Linked DNA regions of Homo sapiens: regions 2 and 3 are each linked to region 1. The links are chromatin loops, found by intact Hi-C in ENCODE. Cell type or tissue: PC-9. All regions are shown on one strand. Links, peaks and the distances in the headings refer to the core of each region. The heading gives the core; the rest is flanking DNA.

Evidence for each region. Peaks named below come from ENCODE experiments on the same cell type or tissue, not always from the same donor. Only the 100,000 strongest peaks of a DNase experiment are listed, where the experiment ranks them.
Region 2: it touches region 1 in a loop (8-fold over the local background); 13 of 110 quality-filtered maps call a loop at or near these places.
Region 3: it touches region 1 in a loop (21-fold over the local background); 37 of 110 quality-filtered maps call a loop at or near these places.

What each region holds. Positions count from the first base shown.
Region 1 is chr3:158,790,362-158,795,779 of GRCh38, reverse strand. No RefSeq gene overlaps it. Among named protein-coding and RNA genes, the nearest start is that of MFSD1, 9.0 kb to the left of the region's middle. In PC-9, for the core only: CTCF peaks have their summits at 4,051 and 4,256 (motif pointing right); a DNase peak (open chromatin) is centred at 4,259; H3K4me3 peaks cover 876 bases; H3K27ac peaks cover 546 bases.
Region 2 is chr3:157,616,051-157,621,468 of GRCh38, reverse strand. No RefSeq gene overlaps it. Among named protein-coding and RNA genes, the nearest start is that of VEPH1, 120 kb to the right of the region's middle. In PC-9, for the core only: CTCF peaks have their summits at 2,951 and 3,156 (motif pointing left); a DNase peak (open chromatin) is centred at 3,228.
Region 3 is chr3:158,536,807-158,542,224 of GRCh38, reverse strand. RSRC1 (arginine and serine rich coiled-coil 1) reads right to left here. Exons shown (of 10, transcript NM_001271838.2): 8 at 5,027-5,133. Among named protein-coding and RNA genes, the nearest start is that of UC.134, 13 kb to the right of the region's middle. In PC-9, for the core only: CTCF peaks have their summits at 2,416 and 2,620 (motif pointing left); no DNase peak of the experiment used is centred there.

The sequences.
Region 1 (5,418 bases), core at 2,919-5,418:
ACTTTGGGAGGCCAAGGAGGGCGGATGGATCACCTGAGGTCAGTTCAAGACCAGCCTGACCAACATGGAGAAACCCCATCTCTACCAAAAATACAAAATTAGCCGGGTGTGGAGGCGCATAGCTGTAATCCCAGCTACTCGGGAGGCTGAGGCAGGAGAATCGCTTCAAACCAGGAGGCGGAGGTTGCCGTGAGCTGAGATCAAGCCATTGCACCCCAGCCTGGGCAACAAGAGCAAAATTCAGAAAAGACGAAGACGAAGACGACGAAGACGAAGACGAAGAAGAAGAAGAGGAGGAGGAGGAGGAGGAACTTGTTTTTAGAAAACACATACTGAGATATTTAGAAGTCAAAGGACATGTACATATATTAGATATATATGTATATGGAGAGAGAATAAAACAAACATGGTAAAATGTTGCCATTTCAGGTGTCTGGGTAGAGGTATGTGGGAACTCTTTTTACTAGCCTTACAACTTTTCTGTAAATCTGAAACTATATACACCACACTTTGACCTCCTAAGAGTCTTGTGCATCTTTGTATCTCAAACATCTAGAACAGGGCCAGCTTGAAAACTGCTTAATAAGTGAATCCCTTAAATCAGGAGCACGTTACACCACCTAGTGGTGTAACAAAGGAAGCTTACTGCTGTGGAAAAACCTGTTCCTGTCCACAATGAACTTGCTCATTCTAACTGTGTTGACCTATTATTAGCCAAACAAATTGCACTTATTTTATAATTATCAAGTGATGGGAAAGTGAAAGCAATTTGGGGTGTAAGTATAGGCTTTATCATCTTGGACACAAGGTCACTAGACTGACCAGCCTGGTTTCACAGGTGTGGGGGTGGTTGCAGCCTCTGGAGCAAAGTTAGCCACACAGACAGAAAAGAGAATAGGGTAACTCCTAAAAATCCAAGTTCTGGATTCAGTCTTCATGTGCATTTACTTCCTACAACTCCTGAGTGCTGTGTGAGCCAAAACATTCTCTTTATCTTCATCCTTCATATTGGAAGCCAAGATGTAAACCCCTTCAATGCCTTCTTTTGTCTCCCCGGTCTACCCCCACCCCCACCTCTCCCCACCAGCAGTGCAGGTTTCTAGTATGGGACAAGAGAGGAGTGTCTGGTTCTGCTTGGGAGCCCAGAAGCAGTGAAAAATGAGCTTGATCTTGAAGAATGAAGAAGACTGGGAGTGGGGGTTGGAGGGGCAGAGTAAGGGCATTTCAGGCAAAAACAACATCATATACAAAGGCCTTAGAAAGAGATTCTGACTCTCTCAACTTCTATATTAGCTTCATCCAACTCTACATAGAAGATGTGCAAAGACAGCCTTTGAAGTCTGGTGAAAATAACTGCGTTGATTTGGATCATGGGATTAGACGTTGGTTTACTTCCATATAGTGACTCATGAAAAATAGTTTATGCTGACTTATGTAATCACAGGAATGAAAAGTTTTTGTATTATTATGTAAATGAAGTACCAATTTTAAAAGAAAAATATGTACTCTAGGAGTCTAAGGCTGTCCTTATATTTTAGAGCCTAACTGGCAAAACTAGTGGCCAAGATAGCAGGAAAGTGTCCACTGAGAGGTCTAGGGAGTTCATGTTCTCACTCCTAAGTGACTGCTAAAAAATGTGAACACATGGCCATAGAGAGTGGAATGATAGATGGTAGAGACTCAGAAGGGTGAAGGGTTGGGAGGGTGAATGTGAGAAATTCTGTACTGAGAAATTACTTAATGGGTACAATGTACATTATTTGGGTGATGAATACCCTTAAAAGCCCTGACTTGACCACTGCATGATCTATGCATGTAACAGAATTGCACCTGTACCCTATAAATGTTTACAAATTTAAATAAATGAATAATAGATCTGAAAGAATGTTTATGTGCTTAATAAATACTGCTTTTTATTGTACACTAGCCCCCGCCTTATCCTGGGGGAACACTTTCCAAGACTCCCCAGGTAGATGCCTGAAACCATGGAGTGTACCGAACTCCTATGTAAACTATGTTTTTTTTCCTATACATACATACCTATAATAAAGTTTAATTTATATATTAAACATAGTAAGAGATTAACAATAATAACTAATAATAACATAGAACAACTGTAATGATACACTGTAAAAAGAGTTATGTGAATGTGGCCTCTCTCCCAAATATTGTATTGTACATATTTTCTTATGTTGATGCAAGATGATACACTGCCTACATGATGAGATGAAGTGAGGTGAATGATGTAGTCATTGTGACAGCAATAAGCTACCATTGACCTTCTGTACTCCTGAATCCGTTTAACCATCCCTTACTTGCAGTAAATGGCTTGATGTCACTAGTTTTAGGGGATCCCTTGCTGAAGTCTTCATGTAGCTGAATGCTTTTTGGCCTAACATTGCCATCAATCAGAACACATTTTCTCTTCATGTCTTCCACCAATAAATGTAATACCTTTTCCATTTAACTAAGCACTTGGCACACAATGGATGGCCATAATTTTTGCAGTTTGAGATGCAACAGCAAAACTAGCATGAATTTCTTTTTTCTTCTTCACAATTTCACAAAGAGAAGATTCATTCTTATCATAGATCTTAGCAACCCCAGCATACGATTTTTTTTCTTTCCTTATTAAGTCGAAGACTTTCACCTTTTCACTTAAAGGAAACACTTTATGGCTTCTTTTTCACATATCCGAATTGCCATCATCTCTACTCTTGCACTTTGGAGGCATTTTTATTAAAATAAGGATTACTTGAACACAAGCACTACGATGCTGCAACAGTTGATCTGATAACTGAGACAGCTACCAAGTGACTCACTGGCGGGGAGTGTGGAAACAGTGGATGCACTGGGCAAAGGGATGATTTCATACTGGGAAATCATGATGATACGCGGTATGGCATGTAATTTAAAACGTATGAATTATTTGCTTCTGGAATTTTCCATTTCATTCTTCTGAACTGAGGTTGACTGCAGATAACCAAAACCATGGATAAGGTAGGACTACTTTTGTACATCAAAACGCGTAGGAATCATTTACATTTATTTTTATTCAGTTCCAAGGAAATAATTTGCTGTTTTCCTCATTTGTTTATAGCAAACTTGAGTTCTGAAGGAGCAGAATAAATAATTCCCTGGAATTTCAATACAAATTAACGACTGAACAAAGATTAGACAGTAAAAAAAGTTCCTTTTATACAGACCTCCAGACAGGCACATTCTTATCATCTGTTTTGAAAACTAATTAAATAGAGATAAATGATCTACCCCCAAAGATACTAAACTGGTATGTTAGGATCAAGAGGAGAGGGACTCGCGGGTTGGGAACAAAGACAGGTACCACGCCTTGGATGAAATGTGATCCTAAAATGCCCCAAATTTCGAATGCCAATGAATACATTTATGTCCTACAGTATTCAATTTTTGATAAATGTATGCCTCTATGTTTTGTTTGTTCATGCATTCTTCTCTTAATCTGTTTCTATTTTCTTTCTCTTTGTGTATGTATCCAACTATGTATTCATCCATACGTCTACCTATCTATACATTTATTTGTCTTCAATTGTAAAAACATACTCGCTGTATTTTTCCTTCCTCACAAGAAGTGAAGGGAGTCAGGAAAGAACAGGTGATAGTATATTCTTCTAATTGAAAAAAATGTTAAAGGATCCCTCTAGCTTGGTACAAGAAAAAATATATAGAAATTAAGCAGTAAAAAATAATGTGCAGCTGGGCTCTGTGCCTCACACCTGCAATCCCAGCACTTTGGGAGGCTGAGGCAGGTGGATCACCTGAAGTCAAGAGTTTGAGACTAGCCTGGCCAACATGGTGAAACTCCATTTCTACTAAAAAAATACAAAATTAGCCAGGTGTGGTGGTGCATGCCTGTAATCCCAGCTACTTGGGTTGCTGAGGCAGGAGAATCTCTTGAACCCAGGAGGCAGAGGCTGCAGTGAGCTGAGATTGCACCATTGCACTCCAGCCCGGGCAACAAGAGTGAAAATCCATCTCAAATAAATAAATAAATAAATAATAAAAAATAATGTGCACATACTTGTGAATTACATATTGAGAAGGAGAAAGACAAAAGATGAGAACATATTTTATGAAAAAATTAACTAACCTGTTGAAGGAATTGCTATGTGAAGTATATATGAGCACTTCCCTTGCAGGTTATGAATTTACTGTCTCGGGTCCGAGTTCATTCTTTTCAGACTGTTTAAAATATTTTTCCTTTGCCAGCTGGCATGATGTTCAGCTTTGTCAGTAGATGGCGTCAGAGAGACATCTCAGGAAAAAACGGTTTTTCCTCCAGTTACGCAGCACACGTGGCTTCTTCTGTGCCAGTCTACTGTTTTTTGCTTTCTGTTTTTTTAATGGAAATTTTTACGAGCCCCTACATCTTAATAGAATAAATAAATGCAACAAAGATAACTTTGAAATTCAAAGTGAGAAGAGGAAAGAGAACAAGATAAGAAAAATAAAAAATAAAAATAAGCCCACTGGGATAAAAGCAATGGTAAGGGAAACGTGAGCATTACTCTACAGAAGCAGGACAAATTTTACAATTTGGAAAGTAGTAGGGTTTTCCCACACGATACCAACTCAGCCTTTCAGGCCAATGAGGGACTACTGAAAATAAGGCAGAAATGTAAATCAACACACACCCATGTGAACAGATCAGTGTGAAATCTTGGAGTGAATGAAATTACCAGACTCAAGCATGACTTGTCTGTGAATATTGCAAGATGGCAGAGTCCGTGTCTGGTTCAATTCATATACCTTAAACCCAAACACATGTATTTATTATCTGCTTTGGGTCTCTTATCTATCCATCTATGTATATACACATCAGATAAGTGACCTGACCCCCGAGTCCCCAAATAGACTACATTAATATGTAGGAACGGCTGGCATGTGGAAGCCAAAGATAGATGTTGTACCTGGCTCAAAATACCTTCCCCACCCACCTCTACCATTCCTGATTCACCTGAAATTTCTAGTACTAAAAACTTAAATGATGACTGGATTAGGTCAAAAAACAGCACTGATATGGATGTCAGCTGTTAAAAGTTATCTCTCTGTCTGCCCAACAATATGTCCTGAGAATTTCACCATATCAGTTCATACAGGTTTTCCTTGTTCTCTTTCTTACACCTGCATGGTACTGCATTGTGTGTATGTATTAATACTATAGTTTCTTCAACCACCCTTCTATATTTGTGTATTTAGTAGGTTACCAATATTTTGTGATTGCCAATTCATGTTGCAATAAGCAATCTTGTAAATATATATTTTTATGTTGGTGGAAGTGTGTCTTCAGGCTAAAGTGGAATTGCTGAACCAAAGGATAAATGCATATATGGTTTTGTTAGGTATTGCCAAATTTCCTTTTAAAGGGTTGTAGCATTTCAC
Region 2 (5,418 bases), core at 1,919-4,418, 1.2 Mb after region 1:
AAAATCAAGATGTAGGCAGGGTTGGTTCCTTCTGAAGGCTCTGAGGGAGAATCTGTTCCATGGCTCTCTCAACAGAGGAGACAATGGAGTCTGCCTCTGTTGCCCAGGTTGGATCGCAGTGGCATGATCTCGGCTCACTGCAACCTCTGCTTCCCAGGTTCAAACAATTCTCCTGCCTCAGCCTCCTGAGTAGCTGAAACTACAGGCATGTGCCACCATGCCTGGCTGTTTTTTTTGTATTTTTAGTAGAGATGGAGTTTCACTATATTGGCCAGGCTGGTCACTATATTATGTATATATTTTTTTGAGATGGAGTCTCACTTGGTCATCAAGGCTGGAGTACAGCGGCGTGATCTCAATTCACTGCAGCCTCGGCCTCCTGGGTTCAAGTGATTCTCCTGCCTCAGCCACCTGAGTAGCTAGGATTACAGGTGTGAGTCACTGTGCCCGGTCTGTCTTAGTATATTTCTTTACAAAAAACCCTCCCCACCATGAATCCAACAGCCCAGTGGATGAAATTTTGCTTATGTGTATTTCACACCCAAATTCTTTACATGTGAAGAATATGCTGTTCATCCATTGTCATAGACCATCTGTGCTGAGTTTTGCTACAGGTGGAGTGAGGAACCCTGATAAGCCATTTATAGTCTCAATCCCAGTTCTTCTTGATTTCAGGGCCTTCATTTAAAAAAAAAAAAAAGGCCAGTTTGCATAAATGCTTGTGAAATAGATTGAAGCAAATGGGTTAAATATTTACATCAAAACTACTAGTTAACATATTCCAGCTAACTAAACTTACTGACCATGTAGGTTTATAACTGTATATAGGTTTATAACATTTTCTAACACCAAACAGCTAATATCTGTTTTGAATTAATATAGTATACTAATGTTTAGCTCTCCTTTTACCAAGGTTAATTGTTAATTATTCCAAGGCAATTATTTATGTGCTTGAAAGCGGGTTTGCTGAGCCTGGGTCCTCAGTGTTGTGTTTTAGGATTTGTAAGAGGCAAATACGCTTGCATAAAGGCAAATTAATTATTTAGAGACGAAAGCCTTCATGAATGCAGTGGGCCATTACAAGAATTAGACTTCTCAAAAGGAGGCTAGTAGCAGCACTCCTCCTCTCCAAATAATCAGAATTATATGTCTGGCCTGAAAATATGCACAAGAATGCATATACACCCACAAATACTTGTGTGGGCTTGCTGCTTCCCTCTCTGCCCCATCCCTTTTTATTATTTTAGCCAAAAGACTCAGAAACAGATCACTTACAGAATTTTAGAGCAAATAATCCACTTGGTCATTCCACCAGGCTCCAAAAGATAGACCTTTGAACAACGACAGCTGGAAAATCCTGAGGCATCGGACACACTAATAGAGGATTCTCCTCCTGTTTTCAGGAGTCTTTGAAAACCGAAAGGCATAGTCCACAGCACAACATGTGACAAGACATTTATTTTCATCTATTTGCTGTAAGCCGTTGAAAACTAGAAATATCAAATTAGATCAAATGTTTTAAAATAGGTTAAAATCGATCCTTTCCTTGCATTTTGGGTTCTGCCCAAATAGTCCTCAGATTGGAGCCTCTGCAGCATGAATATATATTTCATCATAAGAGCAAAAGCAAAGCCCCTAATGGTGATAATTACTGTCACCAAAATAGAAGGCTAATTGTCAGAGGAGTTCTTTCCTCTCCATGCGATGAAGGGCTAGGCAGGAATGCCTGGCGTCTTTGGGCAGAGACATTTTTTCCTTTCAGTTTTTTCAGGACGTTTAAAAATTATTTCATCTATAGACACAGAGTAATCGGATAAAAATCCAGTGAGAATTTTGTCAGACAAAGGCTTTATTAGGTGTTTTGTTTTGTTTGGTCCCCGCCAACCCTCTTTGAGGAATAGAAAATGTGGAAACCACAAGGCACACAGCCCTTGCGACTTTGGCCTGGACTGCTGGTGTTTATTCTTTTATTTTTAGGACTCTCATCCAAGGGTAAGCAGCACCTTTCTTAAAGAAACTCCAGACCCTTGACTGCCTTTCTCTTATCATTAATCCTCACAACTTCCCGGAGAAGCTGGGAAGAGACAGCGCTCTGCATCCTCCTTTATAGATGGAGAAGCTGAGGTTTGGGAAGGTTAAATGACTTGCCCAAGGTTATTTAGCAAATTAGGAGAGTCCACTTGGGAATGGAGCTTTGGGTTCTTAGGTTCTGGGGCTGCAGCCAGGAAACCCCAGCCACAAAGAATCTCTTTTGTGCTTGATTTTGTTCACGTGCCTATTTATATAGAAAGAAAATAAGTAAATGTTTCAGTTCTTCTGCCCTCTCCCTTTATGCCACACCAATACACACACACGCACACACATGCGCGCATATGCACACACACACACATATGCATGCACACATGCACATACACACCATTAGCCATGGGGGAAAGAGATAGCCCTAAATTAGAACTTCCAAATAAACTCACTGATTTGCTGCAATGATCTCAATGTATTCTATTGTTTTAGACCCTATTGCATGAAGGTGTCACTCCTACATCCTGTCCTCACTCTGAGAACTGGGCTCATATATCTCATTATAGCCATATTTAAAGAGTTGGTAAAAGAACAACCACTCCATTGATATGGAATTTCTTTAAAAAAAAACTTTAAAGAGGATTTACTGCTGTTATCATAGCGGAGAATAAAGATGGTGTGTAATTCATGGAGAAGAAAAAAATTTCCTACAAATCAAGGTGCTCTTGCAGGCTGCACTGGATTCGCATTCAGGAATGAGACTTGATGATGTGAAGCCCTTGTGCTCAGGAGTGAGTAGTGTCAAGGCAGGGGGAAGAAAGAGACCACATCTTAAGGAACACATTTTTCTACTCAGTTACAGGGCTGGGAATACAATAATGACATGCTCAAAGTTTTAAAGGTGAACTCACACAGAAACACCGACTGTGGGGAGAAGTGACCTGTCCTGAGGAAAGAGGGAGAGGAATATCAAAGTCTGGTAGAAAAGAAAAGAATACCATCTTCAGGGCAAGTAGTACCTTCTCGCTTGTGTAGATGCAGGTTTGTAAGTACAATAGATCCTTTGGTAAAATGTTTGCACCGAAGAGGCTGAGTTATTTTATTTTTGAATTGCAAGTTCTCCATCTAGTGGTCAGTTTCTAGAACAACAAGTTCATGGTGTTACTGATGTCATCCTTTGGATGCAAATTACTTAGTTCGCCTTTTTTTTTTTTTTTTTTTAATGACTAATGCCTGCATCAATCATAGCAAGCTATTGAGCATATAACTTCCGGCAGGCACAGTTGGCAGTGGTTTTCAAGAACTAAAAGTATTTGTATATTGGCAATTTAAATCACAGCATTTTCCATTGCTGAGAACAACTTCCCTGACTTATTATTTAAAATTTAATTACCTTGACATTGTTTCTGAGGTGAAAAAATAGTCCATAAGAAAATTTATGAAAATGTATGCTTAAATTCAACATGTATTCTTCAACAGGAGAAAATGAAAGGGAGTCAGGCGTTCATTGGGTATTTGGTCACTAAACAAAATGTCTATGAACTGTTTTTAAGTTTAATATTCTTGATGGAGCTTGCTGGGCAAGGAAAGATAAGGAGTCTGCTGACCTCTAAAGAAACAAGGGGATCTGATGTGGCTACATTGTCCACTGCAGTGGTCTCCAAGTGTGAGAATTATACTACTGATTGTATTGGAGAAAAATTCTTCTCACTGATGACATTAGATAGCATTGGAATCAGGTCCAGAATCAGTTTCAGTTTTGTCCTCTTAGGTCTTTAACATCCCTGAAACCTGCCAATCATCCTTTCTAATAAAAGAGAACGGATTTCCAGCATGTTTTCTTTGCCCAGGCAACAATATACAGTTAAAATTTCATTTACTATTTTGCATTGTCTTTAGTTAATAACTTCCTATTAATGGCAAGTGATACCGCCTTTTCATAAAGTCATGATATAAAATTTCCCTTTAAGATAAATTTATTGAAATAAAAATATGAGTCAATTTGAAGAAAAAACATTGAATTGTATAGAAAGCATATGGACACGGGAACATCTCACGGATGCAGGCCAATAGCAACATGAGCTGAAAAAGATTCTACTCTGGGAACTCAGGGTCTGTTCACTGCTCTGGATCTGCCACTCACCCTCTGTAATTACCTGCGTGTGTTACTTAAATCTCTTTCGACCTCCATTTTCCTCATCCATGGAGTGTGGCTTCTTAAAGCAACTTTTAAAGTGGAATTATTCTTTGCCTGAATTCAGAAGATGGGCATGGAGATAAGGAAGCAAATAGAACATCCTAAAGCAATCTTCGCCAAAGAATGAGTGGGACACATGGAAGACCCAAGGACACACAGAGGTGGTGAATTATGTCCAGCCTCCGACCTGTACTTACCTACAAGCCCCAAATTATAGTCATGGTCTCCAAAATTCTAGCTCATGCATACTAAAGACCCATTAAATCAAAGAAGTATCAAAATATATCATTTCTTATTATGGGATATCAGAAACAGAGTAGAATCCTGCTTCTTAAAGCCGTGCAAAGGACAACCCAGTGGGCATACAATGTGGCTTTGGCCCCCCTGAAGGCAGGCTTCTCCTGAAGCAGAAGAAACACTTGCTGGGGAAAGCTGGGCCTGAGGGGGCCCAGGGGCTGAGGCCTTCATAGCAGAGAAGCACCACATATGCATAGAGCAGTGTCCACGTGGGTTCACATGGACTGCGGGAGCCTGAGATGAAACTCCACCTTCTTCTTCACTGAGCCCCAGCCTGGGCCTCATGCCCATGGTCTGTGTATGCTGTCTCATCCAGCCCTGACACCAACCCTGAAATACAGGTATGTTACCCAGTGTTAACACAGGTGCAAACTGAGGCTCAGAACGAGTGAGTTCCTTGCCAGAGGGCACTTGACTTATAAGTGGCAACACCAAGCTTGAGCCTGGGTCTCTGTGATCTTGGAAATGCAGATTCCACTGCCAGCTGGGACAGGAAGCCTGGGCTCCACATGGGAAGCCATGACCCCCTGTACCCCCCACCATAGACAAAAGCACTGGGGCACAGAGAGATTGGCTTTTCCCCTCTCTGGGGTATGATTGGTGAAGTTAATCAGCCCTGAGTCTCTAGTGTTCATTCTGTGACACAGCACACACACACACACACACACACACGCATGCACGCATGCACATATACACCAAAGTTACCAGTTCCAAACCTTTTGTTTTATTCCTCTTAACCCTCCCCTACCCATTCACTCCCATAAGAACTATGGCCAATCCTGTCCAGGCTTGAAGAACTGGAGCCATTCAGTGATACGCTGCCCTGGGTCACAGATGGCCACATGGAGTGACTGCCCCCATCCCAAAGAAGAAGAAAGGATTCCCCCCGCCTTCCTCCCTGTCTC
Region 3 (5,418 bases), core at 1,405-3,904, 250 kb after region 1:
ATGTTGCAGCATGTATCAGTACTTCATTATTCTTTATTGCTAAATAATGTCCCATTGTATGGATCTACCACATTTTATTTATCCATTCATCAGTTGATGAACTCAAAGGTTGTCTCGGAGCTACTTAAAATATTAAAATATATATATAAAAGTTTGAAAAAAAGGTACGATGTATCTTTGGCAAAAAATAAAACTCTAGGATTTCTTATACCATCATGCAAACCATAGACTCCCAATTTATTCCACCTTTACTGAGTATTCACCAGGTGCGATACACTGTACCAAGTGCTGGGGATACAACTAATAAATCATTGTTTCTGCCTTGAAGGAGCCAGCAGAGTAGTGCTTACTTAGTTACATTTCAGTAGCTTCTTCCCTAAGAAAGAAGGCCAAGGAGTGACTGATTAGCAGTAAGGTTACAGGGATAATATGAAATGGATTAGATCAGAAGCTGAAATTAAAAAGTAAAATTAAAAAAAAACAAGATGAATAGGAGATTGTTATGTAGCCTTTTTTATACCCATTTGTTCCACACCTATTGTTTTTCAATTTCCATTTATTTTAACTTATCTATAATTCTGAACATTTCACTTCTCTGAACAAAGCCAAAAACAGATGTCACTAAGAAAAATATACAGAGGATAAAATATGCATGAATTAAACTGTTCTTAGGTTAATTTGTTTTAGAGTTGGAGATCCATTTATTTAACCAGTATTTATTGAGCACTACTAATTGCTAAGCACTGGGTACACAGGCAGAATCAAATAGATATGGTTCCTGTCCCAAGTGGCAATTATATGTTGCTAATGGAGTTGACAGATTATAAACAAATAAATTCCAAAATAATGCATAATCACAAATTGTAGTATGTGCTATAAAGGACTATACAAGGTGCTGACAAAGAATGATGGGGATCAGGAAGGGAAAAACATCTACTTTAGATTGGGTGGCTAGAGATGGCTTCTCTAGGAGGTGAAATTTAAGCCCTGAAGACTTAGAAGGAGCCAGGCAGGTGAAAAGGAAGAATGGTTCTCTGGCCAGAGGGAAAAGACAAAGATCCTGAGAGAGAAGGGCTTGGTGTCTTTGAAGATCAGAAAAAAGGCCAGAGGGGCTGGTGTATAGTGAGCAAAAAGACAGTGAGACACTGCAGGCCAGAACTTGGGGTATTTCTTCCTTAACACAGCCACATCACCACTCTGCATGGGTATCACTTCCCAGCACCACAGCAGGAAAGTGCCCTCATACAGAAAGCTGGGTAACTGTGGGGCTCACCTTTTATTTCCCTTCTCCAAAGGATCACCCTCCTGAGCTGCCTATTGTTACATTCCTGAAAACAATGTCTTACACATCTTGTCAAGTTCTATAGCTGTTTATGGTGGGAGGGCAAATTTGGTACCAGTTATTCTGTAATGGTCAGATGGTCAGTAAAGTCTAATTATTCTTGAAAAATATTGTTTTGGCTGCTGAATGGGTCCTGGACTAGATAAATGCAAAAGGAAAATCAGGAAGAACAACCAGAGGGCTACTATAAAAGTTAAAGAATGAGATGATGATGTGGATTTAAATGGTGGCTGTGGATTGTGAAGAGGAGACAAGTTATGAGCTATTTTGGGGATGATGATATCAAGATCCACTTTTTTTTTTTAAGGCATGTGTTTTATTCAATTAAAATACTCTAATTTTTATTCTAATGGAAGCTGATCAGCATTCATAGGACAGATTTATTCCCTCATGGACAAAAGGGGTAGATATCTGAGGGATAGATATCTGGGCAGTCATGTATGTTTAGGAATTCTTACAAAGTAAGAGAAATCTATAAATTATTTTCAAATGTTAAGATGCTTATGACTACTAAATCTAACAATGATGCCAGTGTTAATGATAATATTAACTTTTATAGACATTTAAATAAATATTTATTCAATTTGTTTTGGCAGCTTTATTCTCATATTTTGGTGTCAGCAATTTTTTTTGCCAAGTCTCAAACATTTGTATGTCTCCAACACACTGTGCCTAGATGGTTTGTGGCCCTAAGTGATATTATACTGACCCTTTACACAACTGAGAACATTTAAAAAGCCCAATATTCTGCACAAGTGCAAGTGGGAAATACGCTAATCCAAGAGGTTCAAGACATTGATTTTTGGTAGTCTATACTGCCTTACGGGGACTGTAAGAGCATATCATTCTGCGTATCTTAGCCATGGCATGATAGGGCTTAGCTAGGAGACACTTTTCATGTTAAACTGCCTTAAAAATATGTGCAGTGCTATTATTCTAGTTATCAAAGATGTGGATACCACCTCTTCAGGTAGCAGAGATAAGATTCTACCATATAAACCAAGCAATCTCATCTTGTTTTTACGTACACAGTACATTAAGATTTCTTTGAGAAGTACTTACACATAATAGAAGGTGAAGCTCTCAGAGGTTAGATCAGAGCATGGAAGTTATTGTTTAATAACGGGCAATTAAAAATTTGTAGAGAGAACCACTAATTGCTTCTTTATTTAAGTGAGAAAAACTGTAAGATAAAATTTTCCCTTGACTATAAAACAAAACCTCAAAATGGCTACTATGAAATATATGGCTTTGAGTAGCGCTGCCACCTGGTGGTTTAGTTTGTAAAAATTAGTACTAAAATCTACTTCCAAGTAGGCCAAAAGACCATGCTGCATAGGGGTATTTACCCTTCTTTTGAACACAGGTGGGTATCTGCCAGATACAACAACATTAGGGTTGAATAACTCATACTAAGTTTGAAAACAAGCTGCATCTTGGTTCCTCAATGATATATCAGGGACTATCAGATTCTCTATTTACTCAGACAAAAGAAATACGATTTCAGAGAGTAAAACTAGTTAAATCAATATGTGTTGCAGGAGACACAATGTCTAGCATGTCACTGGTAATAGCCACTTTTCTGGTAAAAGCTCCCTAGCTTAATTAGTGGAATTAACACAGCTAAACAAATACGGTACCAACTGAAGGGGTGGCCAGCATACAAAAGCCTTTTTTTAGGGATACAAACTTTATATCAAAGTGTATAAAACTGTCCAGGAGAAAAATATGTTGAAACTAGGATCATGGGTAACTCAGTCCTCAAGAGAGTTAAATCCTTGCTATGCATTAGGGATAGTCCATCATATCCTTCCATGATCTGGATAAAAGGGTCCACAAGATAATTTACCTCCTTTTGCTAAGTAATCTCCTCATTAATAATTCAGCTTCTTGGGCATCCTGAATCCTTGCCTTATATTGCAGATATAGATATTTTAGAATCTAGGAAGGGATATCACTTTCTAAAGTAATAAACTGTCCCTTTGTTCTATATTTCAGTCAAGTGTGAATTTATTCATTGTTAGACTATCACTGATCTTCTGATCATTTTGAAGTGTAGTGACTAATAAAAGTCCAGTAAGACTTCAGACTACTGTATATTCACCAAGATAAATGCCACCTTATGAAGCTTTATAGCATATTCTCCTGTTAGCACCACTTCCTACCTTTCAATGCATGCTTTCTTGGAGGCGTTGACTTGAAAATAAGTTTAAAGGGAAAAATTAACAATTAGTACCAAGTGAGAAAGAGTTGTTTAGTAGAAAACCCAGTGTATTGACTGTGGAAGAATAAGCATTTCTACAGAATGAAAATGCTAGTTTATCATAAGAGAGTCCAATAAAAACTGGGATGTCAGGGTAAACTTCACAAACAAATATTAGGAAAGCAAGTTTTAAAATAAATCATAGTAATTCCATTAGGATATATGAATGGCCTGATAATATGTAAGAATAAGATTAAATAAAATGGGCAACTACATTTATGAATGTCTATTTCACAGCCCCATTTTTTTAGGAGTTGTGGTGGCAAACTATCAAAAGTTCAAAGGAAATCAACAAAATGGCAACGCAAGGACCACAGATTATCCAGGGCTATCTGGTCCTATGCCTAACATGTAGTATATGCTCAATATATCTCTCCTGAATAAATTATTTTAAAAAGTATATGGTAATTGAAAAGACTTTAATCTCACTAATAACAAAAGAAGTGCTAATGGAAACAGGCCAATTTTTACCTATTAGGTCAGTAAACATGAGAAACCCGATAGGATTTGGTGTTAACCAAGATATCTGTGGGAGGCAGATATCTCTTTGAACTTTTGGGTGGAATTTGAATTGGTAGAATATTTTCAGAGGGTGACTTGGAAACATGTATTAAAACAATGTTAGCCTTTAACAAGTAATTCCATCTTAAAATTTTATTTTAAAAAGATAATAAACATGTACTTAAAATCTCTGAAGTTAAAACTACTTATTTGATAACAGAGGAAAAATAACCATCAGGAGACATCAACAGGATATTATACAGCCATTAATACAATTTATGGATGTAGAATATTTTAGAGTGTTAATTATAACCATATTTTCATTATATGAATGTTATTAAAGAATACATGTATTTCCTAGAATGCCTTTTCCTACTATAGAAACCTAATTCCTAAAAGCAGTCCTACTAATGAATGAAAGAATAAAATATTCAATGGAAGTAAAATGTCAATCAAAGCTCCTTTACCACAGCCAAATAAGTGATAATCATCTGGGCAAAGAATGAAGATATATGTGACAATATGGGTATTAGTTTTTATTATTAAAGCCCTTTTCTAACTTTTCTCTAGCAATGTCAATTCAAAAAGTAGATGTACACATTTGAAAAGAAAACCATGTATGTTAAGAAATGTGCATTACTGTTATAGAACTATCTTGTTGACATATTACTTAGTATTCTTGGTGAATTTAAAAATAAAAATGACATCTGACACATTTTATAGCATTTTTTATACAAATTAAACTTGTATTAAAGTGACTGAGTCTCCCTGATTTGTTTTCTCTCTCTCAGCAACATGGCTGACACTCTCTTGCTTCACTTCATCTATTAGAAGAAACACATTTAAGTAAAATCCATTAATAAAGCATCTCTTCAGGTAGAATCCAAAGGTTTACTCATAATGGGTGGATAAAAACTTACCTTTTTGACTTCTTTACTTGATCTGAATGTCTGCTGAACAAAAGAATCACTTTCAATAGCTTCAATTTCTTTTACTCTTTTTACTTGTTCTACCAGGGTGGCTTGGTCTGAAAAAGAGGGTATAATGTCAGCGTATTTTGGTGTAAGCATGTTAATAACACTACACCTAAGCAATGTTCTTTCTATGAAGAAATTTAATTGGATAAAAAGACATTATAAATTAAGCTATAACAAGAAACTCTTTTGTTCTGAGATCCACAAATATAACATTCCTATGAACTAAGACTTATACTCAAAACCTAAAACACTGCTAAGAAGGCACTGCCTTAATGATCTCAGCTAATCTGGTGGGAGGACTTTTTCTTAAACTTTAGCATTTTATCATGGAAATA